Regions from separate parts of the Homo sapiens genome. Here region 1 is linked to region 2. The links are chromatin contacts, found by Hi-C or POLR2A ChIA-PET in ENCODE. All regions are on one chromosome and are shown on one strand. Each heading gives the region's core, a stretch centred on a gene start or an enhancer-like site at or near the end of the contact. The rest is flanking DNA. Distances are from core to core; before and after follow the strand shown. Region 1 overlaps PEAK1 (pseudopodium enriched atypical kinase 1). Region 2 overlaps SCAPER (S-phase cyclin A associated protein in the ER).

Region 1 (6,371 bases), core at 1,633-4,132, 600 kb before region 2:
CACTCTGTCACCCAGGCTGAAGTACTGTGGCACAATCTGCTCACTGCAACCTCCACCTCCCAGGCTCAAACAATCCTCCTGCCTCAGCTTCCTGAGTATCTGGAACTATAGGTGTGTGCTACCACACCCAGCTAATTTTTATATTTTTTTTAGAGATGGGATTTTATCATGTTAGCCAGGCTGGTCTTGAACTCCTGGGCTCAAGGGATCTTCCCACCTTGGCCTGCCTCCCAACATGCTGAGATTACAGGCATGAGCCACTGCACCCAGCCCCGAAGCTTCATTTTCAATGCATTGAGTTTGAGGAGTCTACGAAATGTCTAAAACATTCAAGGGTAGGTGGAAGAAGAGGAATCTATAATGGGCTGGGAAGTGTTAGAGAAATTGGTGGATAACAGAAGGAGTGGTATCAAAGGCATTTCTGGGAGGGAAGGTCACAGAATCATTGCAACAGAGACATCAAGCTGAAGATTATGTATGGATAGATAAGAGTGCATAAAATTATAGTTAAAAAGCTCACTTTCCAAATGCTGATTGGCTAAAGGGAAATTACAAAGTACACAAATTAGTTTAGCTCTCAGTCTTTTAATTTAAGGAAAAGTTTAGGAATGGAGTCAGTTTTTTCAAGTCACTAATAATGGTAAGTCTCATAGTGCCTTTTTCATTCAGATTTTTTGTCTTCTTTTCCCCTCCACAGATTGATCATTCTTAGAAGAGCTGCTGTAACACATAGGGGAAGTGAAAACTAACAGATGAAAGTTTTGTCATGCACTGAAAGAAAAGCATTGTCTGTGAAGTTCTATTTTTAAAAATGTCTGCTTGTAACACCTTTACTGAACATGTTTGGAAACCTGGTGAATGCAAGAATTGCTTTAAACCTAAAAGTTTGCACCAGCTTCCCCCAGACCCTGAGAAGGCACCCATCACCCATGGCAATGTGAAAACTAATGCCAATCACAGTAACAACCACCGCATCAGGAACACGGGCAATTTCCGGCCTCCTGTGGCTAAAAAACCCACTATAGCTGTGAAGCCCACTATGATAGTGGCAGATGGGCAAAGTATATGTGGTGAGCTTAGCATCCAAGAACACTGTGAGAACAAACCTGTCATCATAGGGTGGAACCGAAACAGAGCTGCCTTGAGTCAGAAACCACTTAACAATAATAATGAAGATGATGAAGGAATTAGCCATGTTCCTAAGCCTTATGGCAATAATGATAGTGCAAAGAAGATGTCAGATAACAATAATGGACTAACTGAAGTGTTAAAGGAGATAGCAGGCTTGGATACTGCCCCTCAGATAAGAGGAAATGAAACAAACTCCAGAGAAACATTCTTGGGAAGAATAAATGATTGCTATAAACGATCATTGGAAAGAAAGCTTCCACCAAGTTGCATGATAGGTGGGATAAAGGAAACTCAGGGCAAGCATGTTATTCTGAGTGGGAGCACAGAAGTGATTAGTAATGAAGGGGGCCGGTTCTGTTACCCAGAGTTTTCCAGTGGCGAGGAGAGTGAAGAGGATGTACTTTTCAGTAACATGGAGGAGGAGCACGAGAGTTGGGATGAGAGTGATGAAGAGCTGTTGGCCATGGAGATTCGCATGAGAGGGCAACCTCGCTTTGCCAACTTCAGAGCAAACACATTGTCTCCTGTTCGATTCTTTGTGGACAAAAAATGGAATACCATCCCCCTGCGAAACAAGTCTCTGCAGAGAATCTGTGCTGTGGACTATGATGACAGCTATGATGAAATCCTGAATGGTTATGAGGAAAATTCTGTGGTCTCTTATGGACAAGGAAGCATTCAGAGCATGGTGTCATCTGACTCCACATCACCAGATTCTTCTTTAACAGAAGAATCACGTTCTGAGACAGCCAGTAGTTTATCCCAGAAGATTTGTAATGGGGGATTATCTCCTGGTAACCCAGGAGATTCTAAGGACATGAAGGAAATTGAGCCCAATTATGAAAGTCCCTCTAGTAATAATCAGGATAAAGATTCATCACAGGCTTCCAAAAGCTCAATAAAAGTTCCAGAGACCCACAAAGCAGTCCTTGCTCTCCGATTAGAAGAGAAAGATGGCAAGATTGCTGTACAAACTGAGAAGGAAGAAAGTAAAGCCTCTACAGATGTTGCTGGGCAAGCAGTAACCATAAACCTTGTCCCCACAGAAGAGCAAGCAAAACCTTACCGAGTTGTGAACCTGGAACAGCCATTGTGCAAGCCATATACTGTCGTGGATGTGTCAGCAGCCATGGCCAGTGAGCACCTCGAGGGCCCTGTTAACAGCCCCAAGACAAAAAGCTCATCCTCTACTCCAAACTCTCCAGTTACATCATCTTCATTGACACCAGGACAAATAAGTGCCCATTTCCAAAAATCCAGTGCAATTCGATACCAAGAAGTATGGACTTCTAGCACCAGTCCACGACAAAAGATACCTAAAGTAGAACTAATTACTAGTGGAACTGGACCAAATGTTCCTCCAAGGAAAAACTGTCACAAATCAGCACCTACATCACCCACAGCTACAAACATTTCCTCCAAAACCATCCCTGTTAAGTCACCTAATTTGTCTGAAATTAAATTTAATAGTTATAACAATGCTGGTATGCCACCTTTTCCAATTATCATTCATGACGAGCCAACTTATGCTCGGAGTTCCAAAAATGCTATCAAAGTTCCCATTGTTATCAATCCAAATGCATATGACAATCTAGCTATCTACAAAAGTTTTCTGGGAACAAGTGGAGAACTCTCAGTGAAGGAAAAAACCACAAGTGTAATAAGCCATACTTATGAAGAAATAGAAACAGAAAGCAAAGTGCCTGATAACACCACTAGCAAAACCACTGACTGTCTTCAAACTAAAGGGTTTTCAAACAGCACAGAGCATAAAAGGGGCTCAGTGGCTCAGAAGGTTCAAGAGTTTAACAACTGTCTCAACAGAGGTCAGTCTTCACCACAGAGAAGCTATAGTTCCAGCCACAGCTCCCCAGCAAAGATCCAGAGAGCCACTCAAGAGCCTGTGGCCAAAATAGAAGGCACTCAGGAGTCTCAGATGGTGGGCAGCAGCAGCACCAGAGAGAAAGCAAGCACAGTGCTTTCTCAGATTGTGGCTTCAATCCAACCCCCACAGTCTCCTCCAGAAACACCTCAATCTGGCCCTAAAGCTTGCAGTGTGGAAGAGCTTTATGCCATTCCTCCAGATGCTGATGTTGCTAAGAGCACACCTAAGAGTACGCCAGTCCGGCCCAAATCTCTCTTTACATCTCAGCCTAGTGGTGAGGCTGAAGCACCTCAGACCACAGACAGTCCTACCACCAAAGTACAGAAAGACCCATCCATAAAGCCAGTCACCCCCTCTCCCTCCAAATTAGTGACTAGCCCCCAAAGTGAGCCACCAGCTCCCTTTCCCCCGCCACGCTCTACTTCTTCTCCTTACCATGCAGGTAACCTTTTGCAGAGGCATTTCACCAACTGGACCAAGCCAACCAGCCCTACCAGGTCAACAGAAGCTGAATCAGTTTTGCACTCTGAAGGCAGCAGGCGGGCAGCTGATGCAAAACCTAAGCGCTGGATATCATTTAAAAGCTTCTTCCGCCGTCGGAAAACAGATGAGGAGGATGACAAAGAGAAAGAGCGAGAGAAAGGGAAACTGGTGGGCCTGGATGGCACAGTCATTCACATGCTGCCTCCTCCTCCAGTTCAGCGCCATCACTGGTTCACAGAGGCGAAAGGAGAGTCCAGTGAGAAACCAGCCATTGTCTTCATGTACAGGTGCGACCCTGCTCAAGGCCAGCTCAGTGTGGATCAGAGCAAGGCTAGGACAGACCAGGCAGCAGTCATGGAGAAGGGTAGAGCAGAGAATGCATTACTACAGGACTCAGAGAAGAAGAGGAGTCATTCTTCTCCATCACAGATTCCTAAAAAGATTCTCAGGTATGTAAAATAGACTGGAAGAATATGGGAATTTTTTAACACATTTTCAGGTGCTAAGTTTTTTATATCTTTTAAGATTGCATAAGAACCATTTCTGTTTGTAAGTAGCACTCTGTGGCCATCATCTATCTTTATAACTGCATTCCAAGATTAGAATAGTATTAAAGTGATCTTACTGCACTGAACAAGGTTTATAGCCCTGGATCTTTGGCTTAAGTAGCCTACTGCATTCTGGTGAATGCAGAGGAACTTTAGCATAGAAAAGCAAATCCATAACACCTTAATAGCAATAAATAATGTGTTGTTTTGGAATGTGATGGTAGTGTGAGGAAGAAACAGGATCAAATGAATAAATGGTGGTACTGTTCTTTCCCTCACTGTAAATGAAATAAAGCTCTTCCAGCAATTCTTTTTGTTTTTTATGAAGGTGTTATCTCTATATGCATTACTTATTTTAAGGGAATATTTGTTTTTTTATTGCTGTCTCTTTCTGTCCTCCTTCCAAGTGTTGTGGAAAAAAATGGAGGGTGGTAAGCAAGCAATTTATAGTTATTTAGCATGTGGGTGAAATAGGAGAAGTTGAGTATTGAGACTGAGACCCAGTAGTATAATATTCAGTTCAGCTAGACAGATTGCATACCCAAATCAGTTCTCTAGGCATTCATTTTCTTGAATACCTTAATAACTATTTATTGATCACCTATTCTGTGCAAGGTATATAATAAATATTTATCTCAAATCCTTATAAATTTGCTATATTCTTCAGATGAGGAAACTGAAAACCCGGGAAGTTAAGAATTGAACAGAGTCACAAAGCTAGTGCTTTTCAGAGCTGGAATTCAAACCTCGATCTCTCATTCTAAAGCATGTATCCTCCTTATAATTTTGCATTCTTAAACACAAGATCAATAAAAATTGTTATATTCTCACTTGTAATCATTCACATAAATACATATGTTTAGGAAGCCTAAGTTTTTCTTTCTTATTTATATTGTAAACAAAATGAATTAACTGCCAGTAAAAACAAGGAACTTTTATCCCAAGTTTGTGACTAATAGGATGATTTCCCTATGCTTCCTGTCCTTTTTATTCTTAAAGATATGCCCTGAGTACTCCATTCATCTGATTCTGAGTCCTTCTCCCTCCTTACTTAAAGTAAGAAGTAAAGAAAGAAGGGCCTGCCCTTCTTTCTTACAAACATAGCAAATTCTGATGGATGGGGCAGATTTACCCGTTTTTCTTTATAAAAGTATAATAAAAAATGAAGTGAACACTTAATGCTTTTACTTTTCCTAGCAAAATGCTAGGAAGTTTTATACACATTCTTTACTAAAATGAGCTTTTTACATACCTCCAAATTGTTGTCAAAATGCTAACAAGTCTCTGTTTTCCTTAAATCCATGTAGTAACAAAGCAACTAGGATGGTAGTCCTAGAAAGAACAGTCTTGTCATTGGTAGTTGAATGTTATATTCCATGGTAAGGTATTCAATGACAGAATGTACTCCAGTAGTAATAAAATACATGTATTTCAGGGCCGGGTGTGGTGGCTCACACCTGAAATCCCAGCACTTTGGGAGGCCAAGGCGGGCAGATCACCTGAGATCAGGAGTTCGAGACCAGCCTTGCCAACATGGTGAAACCCCATGTCTACTAAAAATACAAAATGAGCTGGGTGTGGTGGCAGGTGCCTGTAATCCTAGCTACTTGGGAGGCTCAGGCAAGAGAATCACTTGAACCGGGAGGTGGAGGTTGCACTGAGCCAAGATCACACCATTGCACTCCAGCCTGGGCAAAAAGAGTGAAACTCCATCTCAAAAAAAAACATGTATTTCAGGTGCCTGATTTATTTAGAAAAGAGGCAGCTTAAACAGCAAATGGTTGGAGTTACATAGGAGGGAATGGTAGACAGTTCTTACATGGTGTCATTCCTGATTAAGTACCACTGTAGTGTATCTATCCACATCTTAGAAGGCATAGTCAAGAAATGTTCGGCTTCTTTCTGTGGAAAGAGACTCTCTCCTTTGGCTGCATGCCACGGTATATAGGCTTGAGGGCAGCCCAGGCCCTGGGCTTGGCAGACCTCTTACTATACAGCTTTTATTTTCACAATTAGGTTATACATAGGCCAGTCAGGTCTTCCAAAATGTATCCGTTTTTTGAAGTTAACATCCATGAATCCAAATAGCACAGTTCATTTGCCCATTGGTTCTTAAATTTAACCATGTTCCAGAATCATCTAGAGAGCTGTTAAGACACAGATTGCTGATCCCCACCCCTGGAGTTTTTTATTCAGTAGGTCTGGGGTGGGTCCTGATAATTTGCACTTCTAATAAGTTCCTGGGTGATACTGATGCTGCTGGTCCTTGGGTCACACTTAGAACTGCTGGTCTCACCACCATTATAAAGATACATGCTATAGTC
Region 2 (5,794 bases), core at 1,994-4,493:
ATATTTGGTGCATATATATTTATAATTATTATATTGTTTTACTGAATTGACCCTTTTATTATTGTATAATGACATTCTTTGTTTCTCTTTATAGTTTTGTCTTGAAATGTATTTTTTCTGACATAAGTATAGCTACTTGTACTCTTGTTTGGTTTCCATTTTCATGTAATATCTTTTTCCATCCCTTTATTTTCAGTCTGTGTGTCTTTATAGGAGAAATTTGTTTCTTGTAGGCAACAAATAGTTGGATCTTCTTGTTTTAATCCATTCGGCCATTACATGCCTTTTGATTGGAGAGCTTATTCCATTTACATCCAGTTATTGATAAGTAAGGACTTATTTGTTATTTGTTTTCTGGTTATTTTGTGGTCTTTTCCTTCTTTTCTTCCTTTCTCTCTTTCTCATAGTGAAGGTGATTTTTCTTTAGCAATGTGTTTTCATTTCTTGCTTTTTATTTTTTTTTTTATGAATCTTTTGTGTGGTTTTTGGTTTGAGTTTACCACGAAGCTTGCAATTGATATTTTATAACCCATTATTTTAAACTGATGACAACTTAACACTACTTGCATAAAAAAACTAAATAACAAACAAGCAAAGAAAAAACTAATAAAAACTTTACATTTTAACTTCATCCCTCTGCTTTTTCACTTTTTGTTGTTTCTATTCATATCTTCTTGTACTATGTCTTAAAACATTGTTGTTGTAGTTACTATTTTTTTTTTTTTTTTTTTTTTTTGAGACAGAGTCTCGCTCTGTCACCCAGGCTGGAGTGCAGTGGCACCATCTCAGCTCACTGCAAGCTCCGCCTCCCAGGTTCATGCCATTCTCCTGCCTCAGCCTCCTGAGTAGCTGGGATTACAGGCACCCGCCACCATGCCCAGCTAATTTTTTGTATTTTTAGTCAAGGCAGGGTTTCACCGTGTTAGCCAGGATTGTCTCGATCTCCTGTCCTTGTGATCTGCCCGCCTCAGCCTCCCAAAGATTATTTTAAATTATTTTTATCTCTTCGCTAAATGTATCTGATAGAATTCTGAATTCCTTCTCTGTGTTATCTTGAATTTGAGTTTCATCAAAACAACTATTTCGAATTCTCTGCCTGAAAGAGTCACTTATCTCTGTTTCTCCAGGATTGGTCCCTGGTGTCTTATTTAGTTCATTAGGTGAGGTCATATTGGGTGTTTGTAGGTGTCTAGGGATTGAAGAGTTAGGTATTTATTGTAGTCTTCATGGTGTAGGCTTGTTTGTACCCATCCTTCTTGGGAATGTTTTCCAGGTATCCAAAGGGACTTGGGTGTTGAAACCTAAGCTATTGGCCACTGCAGTTATATCTGCATTTGGGGGAACCCCAAGCCCAGTAACACTATGGCTCTTATAGACTCGTAGAGGTACTGCCTTGGTGGTCTTGGATAAGATCCAGAAGAATTTGCTGGACAACCAGGCAGAAATTCTTGTTCTCTTCCCTTATTTTCTCCCAAACAAATGGAGTCTCTCTCTCTCTGTGCTGAGCTGCTTGCAGCTGGATGAGGGTTGACACAAGCACCCCTGTAGCCCCCACCACTGGGCCTGTGCTAGGTCAGACCTGAAGCACAGATTACTGTGTCTCGCCCAAGGCGCACAGTAACCACTGCCTGGCTACCACCTTTGTTTGCTCAAGTCCCCCTAGGGCTCAGCAATCAGCAGGTAGCAAAACCCGCCAGGCTTATGTATTTCCGTTCAGTGCAGCAAGTTCTGCCTGGCCCGAGCAGGTCCAGATATGCCATCCAGGAGCCAGGGCCTAGAGTCAGAAACCTTAGGAATCAACCTGGTGCTGTGTTCTACTGTGGTTGAGCTGACACCCAAACCACAAGACAAAGTCCTTACCACTCTTCCCTCCCCTTTCTATAGTCATAGGAGTCTCTTCCTGTGGCCACCACCACCCCAGGCCTATGGTGAGTACTGCCTGGCTACTGTCAGTGTTCACTCAAGGCCCAAGGGCTCTTCATTCAGTTTGTGGTGTATGCTGCCTGGCCTGGGCCTTCCATTCAGGACAGTGGCTTCCCTGTGGCCCAGTTCAGGTGCAGAAATACCATCCAAGAGCCAAGGCCTGGAATCAGGGACCTCAAGAACCCTCTTGTTGCTCTGCCCTACTGTGGTCAAGCTGATACCTAAGCTGCAAAACAAAGTTCCCGTACTCTTCCCTCCCCTTTTCTCAAGCAGAAGGAGTCTCTCCCCGTAGCCACCACAGCTGGGAATGGGCTGTATCCCATCTGAAGCCATCATGTCTCTGAGTCTCACTCAAGGCCCTTGGCGAGTGCTTCCTGGCTACCACTGCTAACTCGTGAGGGCCCAAGGAGTCTTTTGTCAGCAGATGACAAATCCTTCCAGGACTGGGTCTTTCCCTTTAAGGTAGCCCATTCCCTTTTTGCCCAGGATATGTCTAAAAATACCATCCAGGAGCTAGGGCCTGGAATGGGAGCCTCAGGATTCTGCCCAGTTATTCCGTCCTACTATGGCTGAGCTGGTTTCCAAGTTGCAAGACAAAGTCCTCTTTTTTTCTCCTTCTTCTTCTTCTTTTTGAAACAGGGTATTGCTTTTTCACCCAGGCTAGAGCGCAGTGGCATGATCATAGCTCACTGCAGCCTTGATCTTTGAGACTCAATTGATCCTGCCTCCTCAGCCTCCTGAGTAGGTGGGACTACAAGTGTGTGCCACCACACCCAGCTAATTTTTGTATTTTTTGCTAGAGACGGGCTTTCACCATGTTGCCCAGGCTGGTCTTGAACTTCTGGGCCCAAGCAATCCGCTTGCCTCAGCCTCCCAAAGCACTGGGATTATAGGTATGAGCCACTGTGCCTGGCACAGAGTCCTCTTTAGTCTTCCCTCCCCTCTCCTCAAGCATAGGGACGGAGTCTGTACCAGAGTTGTGAGCTGCCTGGGGTTGAGAGAGGGGTGGTGCAAACACTCCCTTGGCTGCCCTGGCTGGTCTCATAGGTCACATTCTTCCCAAGTTCACTGGCTCCGAGCCCAGCACAACACCAGGACTTGCCCAGGAATTGCAGTTCTTGTGGCTTAAACCTCCTTTCAAGTTTATTTAGGTCCCCAGAACACTTTAACCTGCAACTCAGGTTCCGAGTGCTAGGATGGGCGATTCCCCGCTTTCTAAGGTTGGTATAAATGCTCTCTCTGTGGGGGCCAGCTGAATTGTGTCCTGTTGCTTTCCACTGTAACAGGCTAGCACTGATTTCCAAGGCAAAGTCTCACTGCCACTGTGCTTCCTGTCTCCCAAGTGCATAGACTCTCTGTCTGCACCACAGGGTGGCTGCCAGGGTAGGAGGGAGGGGTGGCATCAGCATTTCAAGACTGTCTTTCCTGTCTCTTCAGTGCCTTTTTCAGTGATACGAAGTTAAAATCAGGTACTGTGGTGATTCACACAACTTTCGGTTCTTATTAAGGTACTTTTTTATGTGGATAGTTGTTCAATTTGGTGTTCCTGTATGGAGGACATCTGTGAAGGCTTCTATTTGGCTATCTTGCTCTGCATCAGTTTTTGCGTTTTTCAAATAGGGATAATACTTATTGACAGTGTTGTTGAGAGGATTAAATAAGATCATGTACATGAAAGTATTTTGTAACCTATGAAGTTATTGGGTTTTTTTCTTTTTAGAGATGAAGGTCTCACTCTGTTGCCCGGGCTGAAGCGCAGTGTTGTAAGCTCACTGCAGTCTGGAACTCTGGAGCTTAAGCAGTCCTCGCACCTCAACCTCCTGAGTAGCTAGGACTACAGGTGCACGCCACCATTGCCAGCTAATAGTTTCTTATTTTTTGTAGAAACTGGGTCTTGCCTTGTTACCCAGGCTGATCTCAGATTCCTGGCTTCAAGTGAACCTCCTGCCTTGCCCTCCCAAAGTGCTGGGATTACAAGCATGAACCACCATCCTTGGTCTGGATATTGTTAAAATTAATGTAAAGAAGAAGTTTTCTCTGTAGGACATGAATTTATTAAATATCTAATGAGTGTACTTATGTAAAAGTAGCATGTTACATGATAAGGATAAAGCAGTGAGCAGATAGACGAGCACCTCGCTCATGAAGTTAATACTCTGCTTCTGCACTGTTCAATACAATAGCTTCTAGCCACCATGTTGGACAGTAAAAACACAGAATATTTCTATCACTTCAGGAAATTCCCTTGTAAAGCTTTGCATAGGAGAAGCACACATTAAACAGTTAGTTCAGTAAGTATTTTTAATTCTCTTATGATGAGTGCTTTGAAGAAATAGTCAAATCAGAGAAAGTAATGTTTGTGCTAAGAGCTGAGGGATAAATAGTAATGTTCTAGGTAATGTGGGAGTGGAGGAAGCATTTCAGAAGGAAAAGATGAAGAACATTGCAGAAAGACCTGAGACAGGAAGAAGAGAGAGCTTGAGATCCAGAAAGAACTCATGCATACATCCTGTGTGGTGAAATTAGTCCTGTCTGGAAGGAATGACTGTAATAAGAGGAACAGAGAAGAAGATGAGTGAAATGCAGATAAGCTTGTAGATTTTATGGCCGAAAGTGAAAATTTTCTTGTTCCAATAACTTCTGTTTTCTCTTTGAAATGTAGGATCATCTTATGAAAGCAAAAGAGAGAAAGGAAAGGGTGGACTTTTGAAGAGAGTGGGGAATGTATGAAGCAAACCTTTGTGGATAGTGGGAGAATGAACACCCTAGGGAGATTTAATAAGATCTTGAATCAGTAGTCCTACCAGTATTTTGCATGGTCTGACTCCCCCCACACCCCCACCCCTGCCAGGTTCAGAAATGGAAAAGTCTGCCAGTTGTTTTCATTAATCCAGCTAAAGAAATTAATGCATGCAAGACATTGAGAATGGTGCCTAGCCCATAGTAAGAGCTAAACAAACATTATTACCACGGCTGGGGTTTGTCTAAGAAGAGTAAAAAACAGAACAACAGAGAGGAAATGTAGGACATTTGCAAGAAAATGATTATAATGATGTACTGTGGAATCTACCACAGATAAAAATTTAAGGCAACGGGGATGATATATAGGGGAAAAGTGGGGAGATCTGGTGAGCATCTATTAGTGGATTCTCAAGTAAATAAGTGGAAAGCAGAGGAGGGTTGCTCCAAGAGTGAGGTACCAGGTAGGGGCCACAAAGAAGTAATGCACACAGTGATCTGAATGAAGACTCTTACAGTCTAGGTATAATGTGGTATTTCTTGGTGAAAACTAAATAAATGTTCTGTCGTCTAAGTAAATGATATGAGCAGTAGCAGACTATCCCCAAACTGCCTGTAAACAAACATTTGGAAGTTCAACATTCTGAGAGTTTATAAAGCTAATAATATTCGAAGATTTAAATCAAAATATAAAAACCTGCTCAGGTTCTTATACTCATTTTCTCTGCTCTCATCCTCTGGCCTTCTCCCCCTTCCTAATTCTGTTCTAATTTAAGAATCATACAGAAACTAAAGGCATCAATTGCTCTAGCTAATCCTGTAGATTGATAATACTATCCTCTAGTTCTGTTTTGTGCCATGAAGAATGAATTGGTGGTCATGAATATAAAATAACACTAGCTTTATTGGTTGTCTGGTTTTTTCTCCCCTCAGATGCTCTGTGAAGCATTTTCAAATCCAATACTGAAAGTAACTTGTGTTTCAAAGTGTTTTGGGAAATGAAGATTATAGTCTGTTTCATTAATGTCATTCTTTCCTTTCATTTGGTATTAAAGGCTTCAGCGATTAGCCAAAGATCTTCTAAAACAAGTACAAGTTCAAGACAGTGGCTCATGGGCAAACAATAAAGTGT

Evidence for each region. Hi-C counts contacts between places; a loop is a spot of excess contacts on that map. ChIA-PET counts read pairs that join two places held with the same protein, here RNA polymerase II (POLR2A). Pooled maps may share reads with other maps.
Region 1: a map with no recorded cell type shows a loop between it and region 2 (15-fold over the local background). The contact joins two enhancer-like sites. A Hi-C loop is called at or near these places in 2 of 37 single-sample maps with no recorded cell type and 3 of 50 pooled maps. POLR2A ChIA-PET finds 5 or more read pairs at or near these places in 1 of 52 experiments (OCI-LY7).

Annotation. Positions count from the first base shown.
Region 1 is chr15:77,176,367-77,182,737 of GRCh38, reverse strand. PEAK1 (pseudopodium enriched atypical kinase 1) reads left to right here. Exons shown (of 10, transcript NM_001385026.1): 7 at 698-3,948. The coding sequence starts at 812. Among named protein-coding and RNA genes, the nearest start is that of LINC00597, 46 kb to the left of the region's middle. RefSeq lists enhancers at 813-902, 2,744-2,883. Within about 2 kb of position 2,882, at least 4 of the 41 ENCODE cell types and tissues checked have a DNase peak (open chromatin) inside an H3K27ac peak, as active enhancers do.
Region 2 is chr15:76,574,208-76,580,001 of GRCh38, reverse strand. SCAPER (S-phase cyclin A associated protein in the ER) reads left to right here. Exons shown (of 32, transcript NM_020843.4): 23 at 5,718-5,794. Among named protein-coding and RNA genes, the nearest start is that of MIR3713, 9.5 kb to the left of the region's middle. RefSeq lists enhancers at 4,318-4,367, 4,378-4,427. Within about 2 kb of position 3,243, at least 7 of the 41 ENCODE cell types and tissues checked have a DNase peak (open chromatin) inside an H3K27ac peak, as active enhancers do.